Linked DNA regions of Homo sapiens: region 1 is linked to region 2. The links are chromatin loops, found by intact Hi-C in ENCODE. Cell type or tissue: Caco-2. All regions are shown on one strand. Each heading gives the region's core, and the rest is flanking DNA. Links, peaks and the distances in the headings are about the cores only. Region 1 holds the start of LOC107986283 (a long non-coding RNA gene). Region 2 overlaps IGFBP7 (insulin like growth factor binding protein 7).

Region 1 (10,012 bases), core at 3,472-5,971, 94 kb after region 2:
GGCTCACACGTGGGGTTGGGCCTGTGGGTGCACAGAAGTCAAGAATTGAGGTTTGGGAAATACTGCCTGGATTTCAGAGGATGTATGGAAATACCTGAATGTCCAGGCAGAGGTGTGCTGCAGGGGCAAAGCCCTCATTTAGAACCTCTGCTAGGGCAGTGCAGAAAGGAAATATGGGGTGTGAGCTCCCACACAGAGTCCCCACTGGGGCACTGCCTAGTGGAGCTGTAAGAAGAGGGCCATCATCCTCCAGATCCCAGAATGGTAGATACATTGACAGTTTGCACTGTGTGCCTGAAAAAGCCACAGACACTCAATGCCAGCCTGCGAAAACAGCCAGGAGCGGGGCTGTACCCCTCAAAGCCACAGGGTAGAAGCTGCTCAAGACCATGAGAACCCACCTTTTTCATTGGTGTGACCTGGATCTGAGACATGGAGTTCAAAGGAGATCATTTTGGAGCTTTAAGATTTAACTGCCCTGCTGGATTTTGGACTTGTATGGGGCCTATAGCCCCTTAATTTTGGCAAATTTCTCCCATTTGGAATGGGTGCATTTATCCAACGCCTGTACCCCAATTGTATCTAGGAAGTAACTTACTTGCTTTTGATTTTACAGGCTCCTAGGCGGAAGGGACTTGCCTTATCTCAGATGAGACTGTGGACTTTTGAGTTAATGCTGAAATGAGTTAAGACTTTGGGGAACTGCTGGGAAGGCATGATTGGTTTTGAAATGTGAGGACATGAGATTTTGGAGGGGCCAGGGGTGGAATGATGTGGTTTGGCTCTGTGTCCCCCCCAAAATCTTACCTTGAATTGTCAAGAGAAGGGCCAGGTGGAGATAATTGAATCATGGGGGTGGTTTCCCTCATACTGTTCTCATGGTAGTGAATACGTTTCATGAGATCTGATGGTTTTATAAATGGGAGTTCCCTTGCACAAGCTCTCTTGCCTGCTACCATGTAAGATGTGCCTTTGCTTCTCCTTTGTCTTCTGCCATGATTGTGAGGCCTCCCCAGACATGCTGAACTGTGGGTCCAATAAACCTCTTTCCTTTATAAATTACCATGTCTTGGGTATGTCTTTATTAGCAGCATGAGAACAGACTAATACACACAGTGAGAAAGTCAAGAAGCATTTCTTTAATGGACTTTGAAAACTAGATACTATGATTTTGCCAATAAGCAGGAAAGACATTTTTCTTTCTTTTTGATTTTGTGCATGATGGTTGTTTTCCATATACAAAATGTAGTATATGCCTGTCTCACATTCATGTCATATTCGCATAGTGACTTTGCCACCCATAGCTTTCTATAGGTGCAGTATTTGTATTCAAGAACAGTTACTGACTTCCACATCAATTGCTTTGTAGCGGAATAGCTGCCTCCTGGTCTATAGTGGCTGACATGAATTCACTTTTTAAGGGGGCTATTGCCTCAATAAAAAGTTAGAATCTGGAGATGTTGATTTGCAGAGGAGTGTACACACCTGGCCTGCCAAACAACTTTCATCATATGAATAGGCTGAGGTGGCTTACACAAAAACAAAAAAAAAGGACCTCTTTTTCTTAAAGCACTAATATTTTGTTGTGTAGGCAACATTGCCTTACATGTTTAAAACATATTGTTTTTGGGAGGAATTAATAATATGTATTATTGGGTTGTTGGGAGGAATTAATAATATGTATACATAATTTTATTGAGGGTTTATTATGTACCTGGAATTTTGCACATGTTTTCTCTAATCTTTACAATAATCATATGCAGTAGGAATTACTGGCACTTTACTTGCACAGAAAGGAAGCCTTAACTGACTTGTGGAAGATGGCAAAGGTGGTAAAGAGGAGTTGGGATTCCTGCTTAGGCCTCTTTGGAAGCAAAGCTCTTGTCTGTCTTTCTCTTATGATACTTTCTGTTTTTTTAGGAGACAGGGTCTTGCTCTGTTGTCCAGGCTGGAGTGTAGTGGCACAATCATAGCTCACAGTATCCTTGAATTCCTGGGCTCAAGCAATCCTCCTGTTTCAGCCTCTTGTGTAGCTAGGACCACAGGTGTGTGCCACTCACCTGATGGGGTCTTGCTACGTTGCCCAGGCTGGTCTCAAACTCCTAGCCTCAAGTGATCCTCCTGCTTCTGACTCCCAAAATGCTGGGATTACAGGTGTGAGCCATCATACCCAGACAGATATGTTTTGATATAGCTCCAGGCCAGTGGTTCTCAAAGCCTGGGCCCCACCCTGGAGTAATTTATTTACAATATCTAGGGCAGGATCTGGGTGTGTAGATATATTTATAGATTTTATTTTTTAGAGCAGTTTTAAGTTCTCAGCAAGATTGAGCAGCAAGTACAGAGAGTACTTATATACCCTCTTCCCCACACAGGCATTAGCCTCCTCTGCATTTATAGAAAGCTATGAGTGGCAAAGGCACTATGATGATGGCAATATGACATGAATGTGGGCCAGGCATATATTATATTTTTCATCCCCCAGCAAAGTGGTACATTTGTTAGAATTGATGAACCTCCATCGACACATCATTATCACTCAGAATCCATAGTTTACATTAGGGTCCACTCTTGGTGTTTTATATTCTATGGGCTTGGGAAAATATATAATGACATGTATGCACCATTATAGTATCATACAAACTCTTTCCACTGCCCTAAAAATGCCCTGTGCCTGCTTATTTATCTTTCCTTCCCCACTAACCCCTGGCAACTGCTAATCCGTTTTGCTGTCTCCATAGTTTTTCCTTTTCCTGAATATTACAGAGTTGGAATCACAGCACATGTACCTTTACAGGTTGGCTTCTTTCACTTAGCAGTATGCATTTAAGGTTTCTCTCAGGATGTGGAGAGTTTTAAAAAGCACCCCAGGGAATGTTAACATGCAGCCAGTTTTGTGAACCACTGGTCTCAGGGGTGAAATCTAGAAACAGCCAGCATTTAGGTAAAGACTGGGCTTCTCCTTGCCGCTAAGAGGGCAAAGTTGATCTTCATCGCCCTTGCTGTGTTTCCCCATGTTGCTGAGCTGCCCAGTGGCCTTCAGCAGGAAGTCATACCCTCGCTAGGAACACAGCTCGTCATGGCCTCTTGTACCTGGAATGGGTGTCAGATTCTGGCCCCATTCTTGTAAATAAATCTCTGGGTTATCCCTGCTAAGGATCTTTGGGTGGCATTTTATTATCTGATTCTTACCTTTCTCTTGCAAAGAAGCCTGGAGCAAGTCCTTAGCAGAGGTTGAACCAAGGTGTTTCCGACTTTGGGAAAAGGAGTGGTTAATTTAGAATGACAGGATCTGGGAATGAGATGAAATCTGAGTTGAATTCTGAAATAAGGCTATAACATCTATAGCATGACAGTGGGGTAGGGCTGTTTGGGATGAGGCTTTCTGGAAAGGAGGGAACAGTTTGAGACAAGATCTGAAGCAGGGAAGACAGGGTGACTTAACAAAAATGTGAGTGCCTATCAGAGCCAGGGGTTTTGAGTAGCCCACAGGAATGGGGTAGTGATGTGTTGTACATGCACTTGCGGGAGATAACTCTGCAAAGGCTGATGAGTCCTCTCTGAGGCATGTTTTAGTGTCTTCTTCACCTGTAGATCCCTGGAGACTCACCACCTCTCATAACCTTTGGAAAGGGTAGCTTCTGACTCTTCTTCCTTGACATGGCAGATTGGACCAAGGCTGAATGCTAGAACTAGTTTTCAGTTTAGTTTTAGCATTCAGCCTTGGTTCAATTTCTGTATTTGTTGGTTCAGATGCCCAGGGGAGATCATCTAGCTGGCAAGAGAACCAATCAGATGGTCTCATGTGAGCATTTGAACCAACAAATATAGAAATTTCATAGTAGAGGGCCCTGATTGTGAACCATCATGCATTTAATAAGTGCTGATTATCTGCCTCATGCTGTTCTAGGGCCTATTGATACAGGGATGTACAAGGCAAAGTCCTTCTTTCACAGACATTAGGTTTAAATGGGAAAATGCACAAGTAAATAAATAAGAAAATGTCAGGTCATAACAAAGGCAATGGATGAAACAGGGTCCTTTGACCGAGTGTAATCAGGAGAAACAGATGTCATCAAATGGTGGGCTTGGGGGGAGATCAGAGAAGACCCTTGAAAGAATGTGACAGGGATTAATAGATATGGAGTCCAAGGCAAAAATTAGGAAAAGAGTTGACTAGAGCATGTGTGTCTCATGACAGAACTAGAGTTGGGGGGAGCTTTGTGGTCCCTCGAGATTTAGGGAGCCACAGGTGATTCCTGGTTAATTTTTGGTTCCTTTGAGCCATTTCCTCCCTTGCATTCTTTTAATAACATCTCTACACACACACACATACACACATACACACACACACACGCACCTACACACACCCTCTCCTGAGCTCGCTTAAGTGGATCTTGCATCTTGCATGCCAAAGTGCTTAAAAACAGGGATAAATTGAGGAAGATTCTGAATGGTAGTCTGTGGTTTTGGACTTTGTTCTGTCTCAGAAAGGGCTTTTGAGCGCTATAGAGTGTCTTTATGCAGTGGTGTCAGGGAGAACACATTCCTTTTTCGAGGATGGAAAGCTACTGATTGTACTGAAGCTCGCATTCCTCTGCCAACTGCTGGAACAGGAAAAACAACCATCATCCTGACTGCCAGCAGTCTGGCCAGACACCACCTGTTCTCAGTGCCTGTGTGGGGTGTTTAGCTTAGCTAGGCAGCTCCAACAGCACCTGGAATGCAAAAACATCCTGAATTTCTCCAAACACCACAGCAGGACTGTTTAAACAGCAAGACATTCAGGAAATAGTCATTATCTCCACACCTCCTGCATTCAATAGGGTGGATTGTTGGATGAGCTTCAGAGGGCAGCTCCAGTGAGTGCCAAGTCCTCCCGGACCAGATCTCCCATCCACATGCATGTGCCACCTGTGGGCCAATGGGTCTGGGCTTCTCAGGTTATTGGAGAGGAAGTTGGGCTTGATTCTGTCTCCCTGTGTGGAGTCCTTTCTGTATACCAAATGAACTGTCAGCATCAGCACAAAAAATGGGTGCAGACTTGTGCAGGGAAGAGGAAGACTGCTGCTGTTGCACATATTTTCTATAGGGAGCATTTTGGACTATTATTAGGGGGAAAAGGTGGAGGTGGGTGGGCGAGTCTCATCTGTCTCATTTGCCTTGGGATAGAGAAAGGATGTACTGGTAGTCATCAGCCAGTGTCTTCCTTCCCTTCATTTGCCCCATTTTTTTCCCCATATTTGGCAGGAGTCCAAAGCAAACCATTGATGATCAAGCACTGGATGACAGCAGTTTGGTCTGGTTAATATTCTCATCAAGGAATGAGGTTGGTAATTAACAACTATATGAGACTTCCAAAATACTTTCATTTTACAACTGCCTATTGTAACCCTCTAGTGTACCCTGATGTGCATACCTGTTCTTTTGCGGTTTTAAAACTTTACTGAAAAGCCAAACACTTTATTCAAGTGAATTTTACAGATCTGGATTAGGAAGCAGATCAACTGAGCTTCTTCCTAGGAAGAAGCTAAAAGATGCTGGAATAAATCAGAAATATGGCACTTTTAAAACTCAGGTTTCCACCTACTATTATTTTAAAAAGCATCAAAATGTATATCATTTTTGGTCCTAATGAAGTAGAGCCCCTTATGTGAAAATAAAAACAAAAGCAAAACACTCTTCGATGGTGGGGGCCAATTTGGTCTGAATGTTTTGATGACTCCAGCATGCCTGCAGTTCATTTGGCCCCAACCAGTCCCAGCAAGGTAGCTGACAGAGGCCTGAAGTTGGCAGTTGCAGTCAGCTGAAATTCTGAAACCCAGCAACACATCACTTAGTCCCACTTACTGAGAAAAAATGATTTACTCTATCATATGCACTGTAATCCCTTAATGCCTCCCAAAATGTATCTGGTTTGGAAAATCTCACACAACCTGGATAATAACACATATTTCAGAAAAGAGAATGTTTTGTTAACAAGAAAGGCAAAACAAAACACAGTAAAATCACCCTGAAAAAGCCATGTAAGCTGCTTCTATTCCTAGTGACTCTGAGGGACTTGGTATAACGGAACAGTGCTTTGTAGCTAGGAAAAATGGAAAATCAGTGAAATGGAAGACAATTGCAAATAAGTCAAAATATTATGTTAATGATAAGTGTATGTAATTGTCTCTTGTTCTGAACATAAAGGAGAAGGTATATATTTTTTTTCAAGTGAAGTTAGTTGGTTTCTCCCTACTCTCACTAAAAATGTGTTGAGTCAATATTTGAAGAATTGGCACAAACCATTAGCCAGCCCAGAGAACCCATGTGCCTCAGTGAGTCTGATAAGGTGGTATCCCAATATACGTCAAATAAGAGTAAGGCCTCTCTGACTGAAGAGGAAGGCTGGAGACCCACAGCTTCGCCCCTTGCTAGCTGCTTTTGAGTATCTTCTGTGAAGCAACTTGCAAACCATGGCTCTACTGGATCATTGTTTGATGACTCCTAATCTTTATTTCTTTTTCTGTCTTCACCAGTCTACTCTCACTCCATTTTTGTCTTTTCTACCACCCCTAAGCTGGTGTTTTCCAAAGCTAGTGCTCACAGCAGTGCTGGTCCCTGATGAAGTTCACACTACTATCTGAAGAGTGGTGGAAGAAAGGCACAATTTAGTGAGTTTTTGCAAAGCCAAATTGTTCTATTTAAGACTTTTTTTTCATTATGAGATAATATCTGCTTATTTTTTGGTTGTTAAAATGTTCTTTTTTAATGAAATGATGAGAATAGCAGATTTTTAAAAATTCTTTTTTTTGGGCAAAATAGAAAATTACTAGCCCTATATTAGTCCCCAGGTTTTTTTTTTTTAATTAAAATCACACTTTTTGGGTAAAATTCCAAAATCTAGGCATCATTATTTTAAGGTACATTTAAAAAATTTAATGGATACATAATATTTTACATATTTATGGGGTGATATTTTGTTACATGCATAGAAAGTGTAATGATAAGTCTGGGTATTTGGTGTATCCATCACCTTGAATATTTATCATTTCTTTTTTTTTTTTTTTTTTTTTTTGAGATGGAGGCTGGAGTGCAGTGGCATGATCTCAGCTCACTGCAACCTCCACCTCCTGGGTTCAAGTGATTCTTGTGCCTCAGCCTCCCAAGTAGCTGGGATTACAGGCGTGTGCCACCATACTCAGCTAATTTTTGTATTTTTAGTAGAGATGGGATTTTACCTGTTTGCCAGGCTGGTCTTGAACTCCTGGCTTCAAGTGATCTGACCGACTTGGACTCCCAAAGTGCTGGGACTATAGGCGTGAGCCACTGTGCCTGACCAGTATTTATCATTTCTGTGTGTTGGTAATATTTCAAGTTATCTCTTCCAGCTATTTTGAAATATACACCTTGTTGCTAACTATAGTCACTCCACTTTGCTATCAAATATTATAACTTTTAACTTCTATAGAACTGTAAGTTTGTACCCATTAACTAAACTCTCTTTATCCCTCCTCACCCCCACATAACCTTCTCAGTCTCTGGTACCTATTATTCTACTCTCTACTTCCATGAGATCAACTTTTTTTAGCTCCCAGGTATGAGTGAGAACGTGTGATATTTGTCTTTCTGTGCCTGGCTTATTCCATTTAACATAATGACCTCCAGTTCCATCCAAGTTGCTGCAAATGACATGATTTCATTCTTTTTATGGCTGAATGGAACTCCATCGCGAATATACCACGTTTTCTTTTCTTTCTTTTTTTTTTTTTTTTTTTTTGAGACGGAGTCTCGCTCTGTCGCCCAGGCCGGACTGCGGACTGCAGTGGCGCAATCTCGGCTCACTGCAAGCTCCGCTTCCCGGGTTCACGCCATTCTCCTGCCTCAGCCTCCCGAGTAGCTGGGACTACAGGCGCCCGCCACCGTGCCCGGCTAATTTTTTGTATTTTTAGTAGAGACGGGGTTTCACCTTGTTAGCCAGGATGGTCTCGATCTCCTGACCTCATGATCCACCCGCCTCGGCCTCCCAAAGTGCTGGGATTACAGGCGTGAGCCACCGCGCCCGGCCATATACCACGTTTTCTTTCTTTAGTTTAAAAATGAAAGCAAATTTGTTAAGAAAGTAAAGAAATAAAAGAATGGCTACCCCATACGCAGAGCAGTAGCATGGGCTGCTAGACTGAGTATACTTGTAGTTATTTCTTGATTGCATGCTAAACAAGGGGTGGATTATTCACCAGTTTTTAAGGAAAGGGGTGGAGATTTCCTGGAATGAGGGTTCCTCCATTTTTTTAAAGACTATATAGGGTAACTTCTGGACGTTGCTATTGCATTTGTAAACTGTCATGGCGCTGGTGGGAGTGCCTTTTAGCATTGCTAACGCATTCATAATAAGCATATAATGGCTGGGTGTGGTGGCTCATACCTGTAATTCCAGCACGTTGGGAGGCCCAGGCAGGTAGATTGCTTGAGGCCAGGAGTTCGATACCAGCCTGGCCAACATGGAGAAACCCTGTCTCTATTAAAAATACAAAAAATTAGCCAAACATGTGGTGTGCACCTGGATTCCCAACTACTTGGCTGAGGCACGAGAATTGCTTGAACCCAGGAGGTGGAGGCTGCAGTGAGCTGAGATCATGCCACTGCACTCCAGCCTGGGCAACACAGTGAGACTCTGTCTCAAAAGAAAAAATAGCATATAATGAGCAGTGAGAATGGCTAGAGGTCACTTTCATTGCCATCTTGGTTTTGGTGGGTTTTAGCCAGCTTCTTTACCACATCCTATTTTATCAGCAGGGTTTTTGTAAGCTGTATCCTGTGATACCAGTCCTGTCCACCTCTTATTTCATCTGTGACTAAGAATGCCTAACCTCCTAGGAATGCAGCAGCTCTTAGCCTTTTTTATCCAGCCCCTATTCAAGATGGAGTCACTGCCTCTGACATATTTCCCCCCTTCCTTTTACAAGGGAACCCTCAATCCTAAGGGTTGTAGAGGGATGAAAACTCATCTTCTGTAACTTCTTCAGGCTAAATAGGGGCAATGATAATCCTGCCTAACTATTAGGGTATTTGTATCTAGGACAGAGAAGAACTCAATCAGAAAGTGTCAATATGCTGAGGGTCATTCATAACTCTGAGTTCCAACAAAAGGTGATATCTGGAAGATTAATAAGTGTTCAATTTAAGAAAATGTTGAGTAAGCTTATCCTACATTCCTACAAAGGGTACAACAGCAATATATGCCACAACAGCAAAGCAAAATAAGTAAAATTATCCCAAGTAAACTAAATAGCTTTCCATGAACTGGGCAATTGTGGGAACCAAGCTGATATGGAGTTGCTAGCTGGTTCCAGTGTGTGCCAGAATTAGAATACTGATCTAGATTTTTACATTACCCATCCCTTTTGTTTCTTCTGAGCTGCAGCCAGAGATCACTGGTTGATTCACAGGAATAATCAGGGTTAGTCTAAATTGCAGGAAAAAACTTAAAAACAACTGATGAGATTAGAATCTAATAACAAGTGTACCATGGTTTTTGAAACATACTTTTTCTCTTCCCAGTTCTCATTTTGATTAAAAACAAATCATGATAGCACTGAATTGTTTGCAAAATAAGCTTTAGTCTTAGACTTGGCCTGATTATTTATATAAAGTGTAGGAAGAATAACTATTTTTCACATAGACTTTTTAAGTTGGCCCTGATGGAACTCTGTTCCATAAGGAATCTCAGATAAGCCTTTTTTTTTTTTTAAAGCCTTGAGCCCAGCCATGGCTTTGTGCCATTAAATACCTATATGAGTTGGGTACATTCCTCTCTCTTGAGGTCTCCAGACAACTTGGGGCTCCTAAGTCTGTCAGGAAGTGACATTCTTTACTTACCACAGGTCAGGAACTCTGTACAGGGACTGTGTAGACAAAGAATGAGACCAGTTTTCTCAAGGGGCTTTTATTGGCTCTATAAGTCAACTTTGATTCTTTAAACAAGTCTGTCTGTACCTGAAAGCATACCATTCCAGTAAAAGCCTTAATA
Region 2 (10,012 bases), core at 2,748-5,247:
CATCTCAAAAAAAAAAAAAAAAAAACAGCTGTCAAATACATGTGCTGTCATTGTTCTTTTATGACAAAACTTGCTGACTGTTTCTGTGTATGTCATGTCAAGATTCAGAAGAAACTCAGTTTCTTTGGTGCAAGGCCAATACTGAATAGTATCCTTTTTGCCCTCATTTTAAAAGGCAAAATGTTTTATTATATAAACTCTGGAAAATATACAAAAGAATGAAATTCACTTGTAGCTCCTCGATACATATACATTTAGCAGCTGAGTTACAGAGTACAAATATTTTAAGCCTTGTGATAATGGTGAGTTTTAAAAAAAAAAGGATATACGAATTGTTTGTTCATTCCATCCCAGATCTCCTTTAAGAGCCAACCTGACATTTATTGATATTACCTTTGTAATTAGAAAGGATTTACAACCTCAAATAGCTAGTTTCCTTTTCATTTTCTTCTATAATAAAGCAAATCTTAATAAAGACCAGATAATAGTGTGTATATATAGACACCGTATGTATAAATATAATAAATATATAAATAAATATATACACTTTATTAACTTCCATCTCAGTGTTGCTTTTCCCATGTGGATCCCACTCCTACCATGTGTTTTTTGGTACTCTGCTGTTGTGTCGGCTTCAAACCTACACTGTATTTTCTCAGCTTTATGATGCCAGGACTGGGATTCAGCAAACCACATGTGATCTAGGCCAATTCCTGCTCTAGAAAAAATATCTTGCATGATTTGGAAAGCCTGGCTTTTTGCATTTTTTTTCTGGAATTTTCCCACATTGCCACTATTAGTGAGAGAAAACCACGTAACTTAATGTCTTTCTCATAAATGCTGTGAAGACAAACATACTCAATAGGTACCTTTTCCCTTAGTTTCCCAAGTAGCTGGCAGAAACGGTTTATGCTAATACAGCTTTTGAAATAGTTACTTAAAAATGGGTTGTAAGAATATTTTGGTAGAAGTATTAATTTGATCCAAGGTCTCAAGTAATATGACTCTGACCTTTATTTACTGAATTTCAGAATCATATGAGTTTTATGTGTGACCAAAGCAAGAAAATAAACACTGCAGCACTGAAATACTGAATCTCAGCAACTAAGCCTCAAATCCCATAGCTCTTAGTAACAGCATTTTATGCTAATTAACCTGATCCACTATGGAAAGGGAAATGTATCTTGTTAAATATAATATTTAACATAAATCACAATATAGATATACTTTATTTTTCCCTTCTTTTCACAAGTGTTGGCATGGCGTATTTTAATTAATGTTACGTAATTATAAAAGGTTATACATCATGTAGAAAACATAGAAAAAAGTGCCAAGAATTTTCATATGACAAATTTTTATATGTCAAACTCTCCCTTATTCGTGTAAGGGGATTCTAAGTGTTGTTAAGTATGTGTTTTCTTTTTTTTTTGAGACAGAGTCTCGCTCTGTCACCCAGGGTGGAGTGCAGTGGTGCGATCTCAGCTCACTGCAACCTCTGCCTCCGCCTCCGGGATTCCAGTGATTCTCCTGCCTCAGCTTCCCGAGTAGCTGGGATTACAGGCATGTGCCACCACGCCTGGCTAATTTTTATAGTTTTAGTAGAGACGGGGTTTTGCCATATTGGCCAGGGTGGTCTCGAACTCCTGACCTTAAGTGATCCACTTGCCTTGGCCTCCCAAAGTGCTGGGATTACAGGCATGAGCCACTGTGCCTGGCCAATAAATATGTGTTTTCTAGTTAAAATTGGAATTAAAACTAAAAAAGAGAGGTTAATATTCAGTGCTAGTAAAGATGCAGAGAAATGGCACTTCTCCATTTCTGGTGGGAGTGTGAATTACTACAATCTATTTAGAAAGTAATCTGACAATGTCTGTTAACACTGAAACAAATATTTTGACTTAGGTAACTGTTGGGGAATCTATCTTATAGCAATACAATCACTAGTATGTATGATATGTGTACTTTGATGCTTAAAGTAGGTTTTTTAAGTTAACAAAAATTTGGAAACAACAGAAAAAATACAGAACTGATTTAATAAATTACAGTATTCATACTTGGAATATTACGTAGCTGTTGAGAAGCAGACTTGGACGGATGTCCATGAAGTATTTGTTGAGAAAAGCGAGTTTCAGAATAATTTACTGGCACACTATATTCTCATTTCACCGTAGGGATATATGTTTGAATATGCTTGGATATGAAAAAGAGTGTGGAAAGATACAAACCAGGGCAGTTCACATTGGTTACCTCAGGCAGGAGGAGGAGGTGGGGGGAGATTCTCAACTCTTTCTTTATACGTCTTTGGATAATTTCTGCTTATTACTATTACCTTAGAGGTCACTATTTTTGATTAAAAAATATTCTTAGAGGTCAAGGAAGCCCTAATCTGAAGAAATATTCAGGCAAGAAAAGAATTAAACAGAGAGCCTCTCCGTCTCAGAAACAAATATTGGGAAGGTGTTTTGCTTTCGCTGTGAGCATCATCTTTGATTTAAAAGGGTTAAGTCAAATATGGCTATTTCAGTTCACGTTCCCATTTCAAAATATTGCCCTTCGAATCTTTCTAGGCTAGGAGTTTGCTGAAAGGTATGGGGCTTGTTAAAGCCAGCTTTCCTTACTACCAGTAAGGAAAGTAAAGACCACTCGCCAGGCTGTGCCAACCGTAAGAATTGCCACCGTAGTCTCAAGTGTCATGGAGAAAAGGCTTGTACCATTAATTCTGCTGTTGCTAAGAATCCTTGAGCAAGAAGGACATGCTGTCTTTATTTGAGCCTCAGTTTCTCTTGTTTTACAAGTGAGGATTCTAATAATCTATCCAAAAAGGTGTTCTACTCTTAAATTGGATTTGAAACACACATGATAGTAAATATGTTTGTATTCTTAACAGTCTGGTTACAAGGACAGCGATGAGAAAACAAATACCCTGTTTAATTATTTAGGTCAGTGACTTCCCAAGTTTCCTTAGTTTTGACATGGACCAAACTATCGTATATCTGGAATATACAAAAGTTTTAGGAAATGACACCTTCATAAGTGGTAAGTGTGATGCCTTAACATAGGTTCTGTTCTATTTTTTATTTTTTATAAGAACATGGTGGTTGTGATCGCTACATTAGTTCCAGGAGTCACTGATGGGTCATGGTCTGCAGTGTAAGAAACATTGCTTTGGGTCATGCATGTGGCAAATTACATTATGAAGGTAGAGGAAAACCGGCAGAGCATCACAGTTGGGTTTTGCTTGTTCTGGAAAGTCTGCAGAAAAAATTGTTTCTCTCCTACTTCCTCTTCACTTCTTTACTTCAGCACCCATCTCGTTGACTGACATAGTGGGTTTTTTGGTTTTTTTTTTCAGAGACAGGATCTTGCTCTGTTGCCCAGGCTGGAGTGCAGTGGTGCCATCATAGCTCACTGCAGCCCCACCTTTTGAGCTCAAGCGATCCTCCCACCTCAGCCTCCCGAGTGGCTAGGGACTACAGGTGCGAGCCACCACACCAGCCTCAACTGCCTTGGTGTTTCTGACTAGCCCTGAGGACAAGCACTCAGGGAGGCCTTGTCTATTGGGATCTGCCCTGTACAGTCCTAAAAGGGAAAAGATTCCCGAGGCAGACGTATTCCTCTGGTATGTGAATACTGTAGCTGGGATTGGGTAGAGCAAGGACTGAAGAAATTATTCTTTGCCAAGATTTGCCAATAAGGTCACATGCCCCAGGACGCTTGGGTGACCCTCGCTTCTCATTGTGTAAGTATCCCTAGAAAACTGTAGAGAACTGCAACGGAGCTTTTCATGGGTATTCCTCGGAACATTATTTCTCCACCTCCCCACACCCTGAGCAAACCAGCAATCTCCAAATTAGCAGTGAGGAACGCCTGCAGTTCTTGCAGTAAGGATGGAGGGGAACCCATCCACGGACTGCATTTCTGCTCTTACTCTTGCTCCGCCTTCCTCTTAAAAACATAACTGATCGGGGTGAAATTTTATTGCTCCTTTAAGAGAAGCTTCACTGTAAAGGATGGTATAGTAGTGTTGCCTCTGCCATCACCCCCACCTCAGGCATTTTCTGGTACCTGTTCCCAGATTTTACACAAACCAGGCGGATTCACGCCGGTGCCAATGTCAGTGGCCGCATCCCTCCGGCCGCATGGGGGAGCCAGAGCTTAGCAGGTGACCCGACCTGGGCTTGAGCCCTTCGTGGGATTTTCACAATGCAGCAGGGAGAAGGGAAGCCCTTTCTTTCCTCTGGGGTCTTTAAGCTGTAATAAAAATGTGAGTGGAGTTGATATCTCCCACTGCATAGGAAGCTTTCTGAAGCAGAAGAAAATGAGACTAGTATATTGAGAGCAAAGAGTCAAGAGTTAGAGTTCTGATGGCGTGTGTACCTGGATGCAGGGGCCCTTGAGGCTGGATCCCGCCCCGCTTTTTGTTTTGCCTAGGCTGGTTTCAAATGGGCTGGTAGAACTTGCAACAGAAAGAGCTCCGACTGCGGGAGCCACAGTCCTCCTGGAGTTCTAGAAGTTGCTTCTCCGGTCACACAGAGAGCAAACAAAATAGTCAAGGGAGACTATCATCCACCTTAGAGCTTGCTGGAGAAGTAAGGCAGCTTAAAATGGATGTCTGGTTATGCCCTTTTACTTAAACTAAGTTCCTTTTTTGGTAGCATGAGTTTGATAATTTTTTAATTTTTATTTTTCGTAGGATAGTTGTGAGGCTCAGCAATTCAAAATGTATAAAAAGGACAAAAACGACCAGGCGCGGTGGCTCACACCTGTAATCCTAGCACTTTGGGAGGGCAAGGTGGGCGTATCACCTGAGGTCGGGAGTTCGAGACCAGCCTGACCAACATGGAGAAACCCTGTCTCTACTGAAAATACAAAGTTAGCCAGGCGTGGTGGCGGGTGCCTGTAATCCCAACTACTTGAGAGACTGAGGCAGAAGAATCACTTGAACCCGGGAGGCGAGGTTGCGGTGAGCCGAGATGGTGCCATTGCACTCCAGCCTGGGCAATAAGAGTGAAACTATGTCTCAAAAAAAAAAAAAAAAAAAAAAAGACAAAAACGTAAGTGTATGGTATAATTGTGAGGTGTTAGTTGATGGCAAATAAGTGTTTTCTTTTCCCTTCTCCATACATGCTGAGATGATGTTGTCCTTCAAATATGAAGATAATTATACAAGATAATGCCACTTGAAGGGAAAAATTTCCAGGAACAGTAGCTAATGTCTACTGAGTGCTAACTATGTATCAAGTAATTTTTACTTGCATTACTTTATTTCATCTTTATGATAATTACATGCTACTTTTATAAGGTAGAGAACAGAGTTGAGGCTAACAGCAGTGGTTTTCAGTCCAGGGCAATTCCCCAGCTCCACACCCTTAGGGGACATTTGGCAATGTCTGAAGATGCTTTTAATTCTCACGACAGGGGGGATGGGGGAATGCTACTGTTATATAGTGGGTAGAGGCTGGGGATACTGCTAAACATCTTCCAAAGCACAGGCAGCCCGCACAACAAATAATTATCTGGCCCCAAATGTCAATAGTGCTGAGGCTGAGAAACCCTGACTTGCAGAGAACTCAGCCACCCTGGCTAAGGAATTCACACTCTTTTTTTTTTTTTTTTTTTTGAGACAGGCTAGAGTGCAGTGGGGCAATCACAGCTCACTGCAGCCTCAATCTCCTGGCTCAAGGGGTTCTTCCACCTTAGTCTCCTGAGTAGCTGGGGCCACAGGCATGCCTCACCATGCCCAGCTAATTAAAAAAATTATTTGTAAGAAGGAAGTCTCACTGTGTTGGTCAGGCTGGTCTCAAACTCCAGGACTCAAGTGATCCTCCTGCCTCAGCCTCCCAAAGTGCTGGGATTACAGGCATGTGCTACTGCACCCAGCCTCACACTTTTTTTTTTCTTTTTTTCCATTTGGGAAGTCATTTCAAAGCTGATTTATTAAAAGAATATCATGCTTTTTCCACTTGGGGCTGGGGCCAGCATTTAGCAAAATTCAGAAAGGAGACATTTTTTTCTTTGCTATTCCTCCTCTTGTTCCTTTTTAATGCTCTGTTCTGGAGTGGTCTCCTCTGTCCCTAACTTATGGTTCTACAGCCTTGGTACTTAGGAGAATAGATCCCACCTCATTCCTTCTATCCTACTTCCAAGTGCCCTTAAAATGTACTCATCCATCTCCCAGCACTTAGGGAATCTGAAAAAATAATCCATGCTCCCAGGAGAAGGCTACAGGGCTTTGTGTCCTTTTACCTTCTTAGCCGAGCCTCCCAGTAAAATAATAATAATGCCTCCAAGCAGACAGGATCTAAATTATCAGCTAAATGTTCAGTCTTAAATGAGGAGACTGATGCCATCACAAACAGCTTGGTGGGGGCTTGGAGGTGGTATTTTGGGACAGAAAGAGAGAAACGTACGCTTTTAACCCCTATGCTATACTGTCTCCACTGAGGGCGCAAACACAGACACACACACTTTCACTCGCACCCACATATGCACACACATACACACACCACAGGTGCACACACACCCTGAAGGTGGGTTCAGGTGTTCAGCATTATTGTTCTTCCAGTTTCTCAGATTCTAGGATGCTGCTAACAAAAGCATGGCAGGGACTGGTTTTTGTTCCATGAATCCAGGGGAGGGGCCTGTATGACTGCCCTAAGGCTTCACCTTGCGGGAGCCGCAGTCAACAAAGCAGGCTGAGGATTTAACGTTTTACCATCCTTGTGCAGTGCAAGAGAAGCTTGTCAGCCTAGGATGTCTCTTAAAGTCTGTGCCACAGACCTTGTTCCAGATGAGGACAGGTGTCGGGATTCCGATGACCTCACAGCTCAAGTACACCTGGGCACCAGTGACATTCCAGATGTCCTTGGGGGGCGTCACTATGGAAGGACCTGCAGGAGAGGGCACAAAGCCAAAGTCATCTTTTAAACAGTCCTTCACATGAGTCAGCATCTTAGGGAGAAAATAATAATTTTGTTTATGAGGCCATCCCCTTGATGGATTATCTGAAGCAAATTTCAAAGACCACACTGGCTTCCTCCTGCCACCAACATGATTTTAAGGTCCACTTTGGGAATGCATAAATCTAAACAAACAAAAACAATTAGGAAGAAAAATGTGTTATTAAAATTTTCTTCTTCCCCAGACCATGCTTAAATGAGTGCTAATTTACCAGCTGTTTTTTTATTATCTGGGACTTTTCCAGTAGTAATAAAATTTTAGTTCCAAAATGTTCAATGTTTTTCTTCTTTTGTTTACCACTATTTCTATTTTGGGTTGGAAAGGCAACAAGCAACCGCTCCATGGGTAATGAAGAAAAAAAATCTAAGAGAATATTTGAAAATGTGCTAAGCACCCAGACAAGATGGAAGTCTCTGCCTCAAGAAGCTTAGGATCTAAGGTTGAAAAGGGTGATGAGGCAGGGAAGAAAAGAAACATGTGGAGTGCTGTGTGCGTCAGGGGATTGGAAGGGACATCTTTATTTTTAATTTAATTTTATTATTATTTTTTTGATACAGAATCTCATTCTGCCACCCAGGCTGGAGCGCAGTGGCTTGATCATAGCTCACTGCAGCCTCAAACTCCTGGTCTCCAGCGATCCTCCCACCCCAGCCTCCCGAGTAGCTGGGACTATAGGCGTGCACCACCATGTCAGTTAATTTTTATTTTTTATTTTTGTAGAGACGGGGTCTTGCTATGTTGCCCAGGCTGGTCCCGAATTCCTGGCTTCAAGTAATTCTCCTGCCTCAGCCTCCCCAACTGCTGGGATTACAGGTGTGAGCCACCATGCCTGGCCAGGAGGCACCTTTGAACAGAAGAGGCCCGGGTGTCGAGGAAGGTGGTACAGGGGTCCTTCTTCCAGTGTGCTCAGGAGAGGCAGCTGGTAAGAAGGAAGAAGAGTGACTGATCTATTGGGTGTGACCAGGGTCCCCAAGGAGAGGGCCCTTTCCCAGCGTTCTCAGTGTCCAGGTCCCTGGCAGGAGGCATTGGCAAGTGGGGGGCACCCTCAAGCCACGGCCTAAATAGAGTCAGCAGGTATGGGGCCACTGAGAGAGGCCAGAATGATGCTTCTCCATTCCCCCAATTAGGGAACACACCCCCCACCTTCTGTATCATGGCACCCTCTGGAGAAGTTCCCTACTCAGAGTCAACACAAACCATGTGTATCCTTTTTGCTATGAAAGTGGTATGACTCTCTGGTCCTGGGTTAGCTAACTATGGCCTGTGGGCCAAATCTGGCCTGCCATCTGTTTTTGCATGGCTTATGAGCTAAGAATGGTGTTTGGATTTTTGTTTTTTTAAATTAAGAAAAATTTTATTTTTTTGAGACAGAACCTTACTCTGTTGCTCAGGCTGGAGTGCAGTGGCATGATCTTGGCTCACGGCAACCTCCGCCTCCCGGGTTCAAGCTCAAGCAATTCCCATGACTCAGTCTCCCAAGTAGCTAGGACTACAAGTGCATGCCCAGCTAATTTTTGTGTTTTCAGTAGAAACAGCATTTTGCCACGTTGGCCAGGCTGGTCTCGAACCCCTGAGCTCAAGCGATCCCCCCACCTTGGCCTCCCAAAGTGTTGGGATTACAGGCGTGAGCCACTATGCCCGGCCTGCAGTTTCAAATGGTTGAAAAAAAATTAAAAGATGGATATTTCATGACGTGTGAAAATTGTAAAGGAAATGTCCATAAAATAAAGTTCTGTTGGAACACAGCCACACTTATTTGTTTCCTGTGGTCTCTGGCTGCTAGAGCAGTTGTGGCTGAGACTGTATGGCTAAAATAGTCACTGTCACTGGCCTTTTATAAAGAAATTTGCTGATTCCTGCTCTAATCAACTGAGGGAGACTGATGCCTAAATAAGACATTATGGGAAAGTCTCAGGACTTCAATCCTTTACACATTTTCCAGAGCTGATGCAAGTAACCCCCTGGGTGATTTCTGGTTTGGCTCTGAAACACAAAACTGTGGAAGCCAACAGATACCGAGAGAGCGGGTGCTTGCTGACTGCGCCTGTCCCCTGACGGCCTGGCTTCCCGGCATCTGCAATAGAGATGTGAACACCAACTTTTTAGTTACTGGTAATTAGTATGTCACTTCTGCTAATTCTGAATGCCAGGGTTCAATCACCAGGGGCCTTCAGAAAGACTTGGGACCGTCCGCAGAGGAGGGTCATGGAGCTGGCAGTCTGGGATCCTCATGTGGGGCAGTGTGAGACTCCAGAACCTAACCTGGCTCTTATTCCATGCTTAGCATGGTTTCTTGAATGAATAAATTAATGATCCCTTCTGAATTTTAAATCTCTGCTGACTTGGGTCTCCTATCCTAGCAAAGTACAAACTGCAGGGTCATCTTGCATCAGAGTCCTGGGAAAGGGACAACCTCCCCTTTAGGACTGGAAAGTTTTCTGGCATAATCAGCATTCAAAGGACATAAAGTCTCCCCTTCTGCAACAGGCTATTTCCAGCACAATATTAATTTCTTGAAACAGAAAGGAAATGACCCCAGTGTGCAAGATTTTCCCACTCATCTAAAGCATTAGAAGCTGATTTTTTTTAATCTCATGGGATATTTTTATTTTTGTAGGAATGTGCAAAACAATCAAAAGTTTGGAAAGCTCTAAATACATTTCATGCTTCCTTCCCTCCAAACCATAGGTCTGAATAGGAAGCATATATCCTGGCCAGGGGGCTTGGCTCTTCTGCTGCAAACATGAATGTGGTGAGCACAGTGGTGCAGTATTTACGTTTCTGGCTCTGTCTCAGACATTTCCTAGTCTGGATGCAGCAATACAGAACCCTGCAAAGGGCTGGGCCTCACCCTATCCCGGGCTTCCTCTAGGGCTATGGGACCCCAAGGGTTTGGACACCACAGAGCCGGATCTGGCTGGGCTTTGAACTGCCTTCGCCCACCTCTCTGATGGCCCTCATGCTGCTCTGTTCTCCTTCCCACACACAGACTTGGCAGGAGGACTTCAAAGCTCAGGGGATCTCAAAGGATTGTTCTGAGAAGAGCATACCA

The links. A loop is a pair of places that touch in the nucleus more often than their neighbours do. Peaks named below come from ENCODE experiments on the same cell type or tissue, not always from the same donor. Only the 100,000 strongest peaks of a DNase experiment are listed, where the experiment ranks them.
Region 1: a loop joins it to region 2, with 8 times the contacts of the local background. A loop is called at or near these places in 2 of 110 quality-filtered maps.

The regions. Positions count from the first base shown.
Region 1 is chr4:57,127,671-57,137,682 of GRCh38, forward strand. All of the region lies in intron 1 of IGFBP7-AS1 (IGFBP7 antisense RNA 1), which reads left to right. It overlaps LOC107986283 (a long non-coding RNA gene), which reads left to right and starts at 4,670. Exons shown (of 3, transcript XR_001741705.1): 1 at 4,670-5,329. In Caco-2, for the core only: no CTCF peak of the experiment used is centred there; a DNase peak (open chromatin) is centred at 4,641.
Region 2 is chr4:57,034,044-57,044,055 of GRCh38, forward strand. It overlaps IGFBP7 (insulin like growth factor binding protein 7), which reads right to left. Exons shown (of 5, transcript NM_001553.3): 2 at 6,781-6,890. Among named protein-coding and RNA genes, the nearest start is that of POLR2B, 60 kb to the left of the region's middle. In Caco-2, for the core only: a CTCF peak has its summit at 4,133 (motif pointing right); a DNase peak (open chromatin) is centred at 4,148.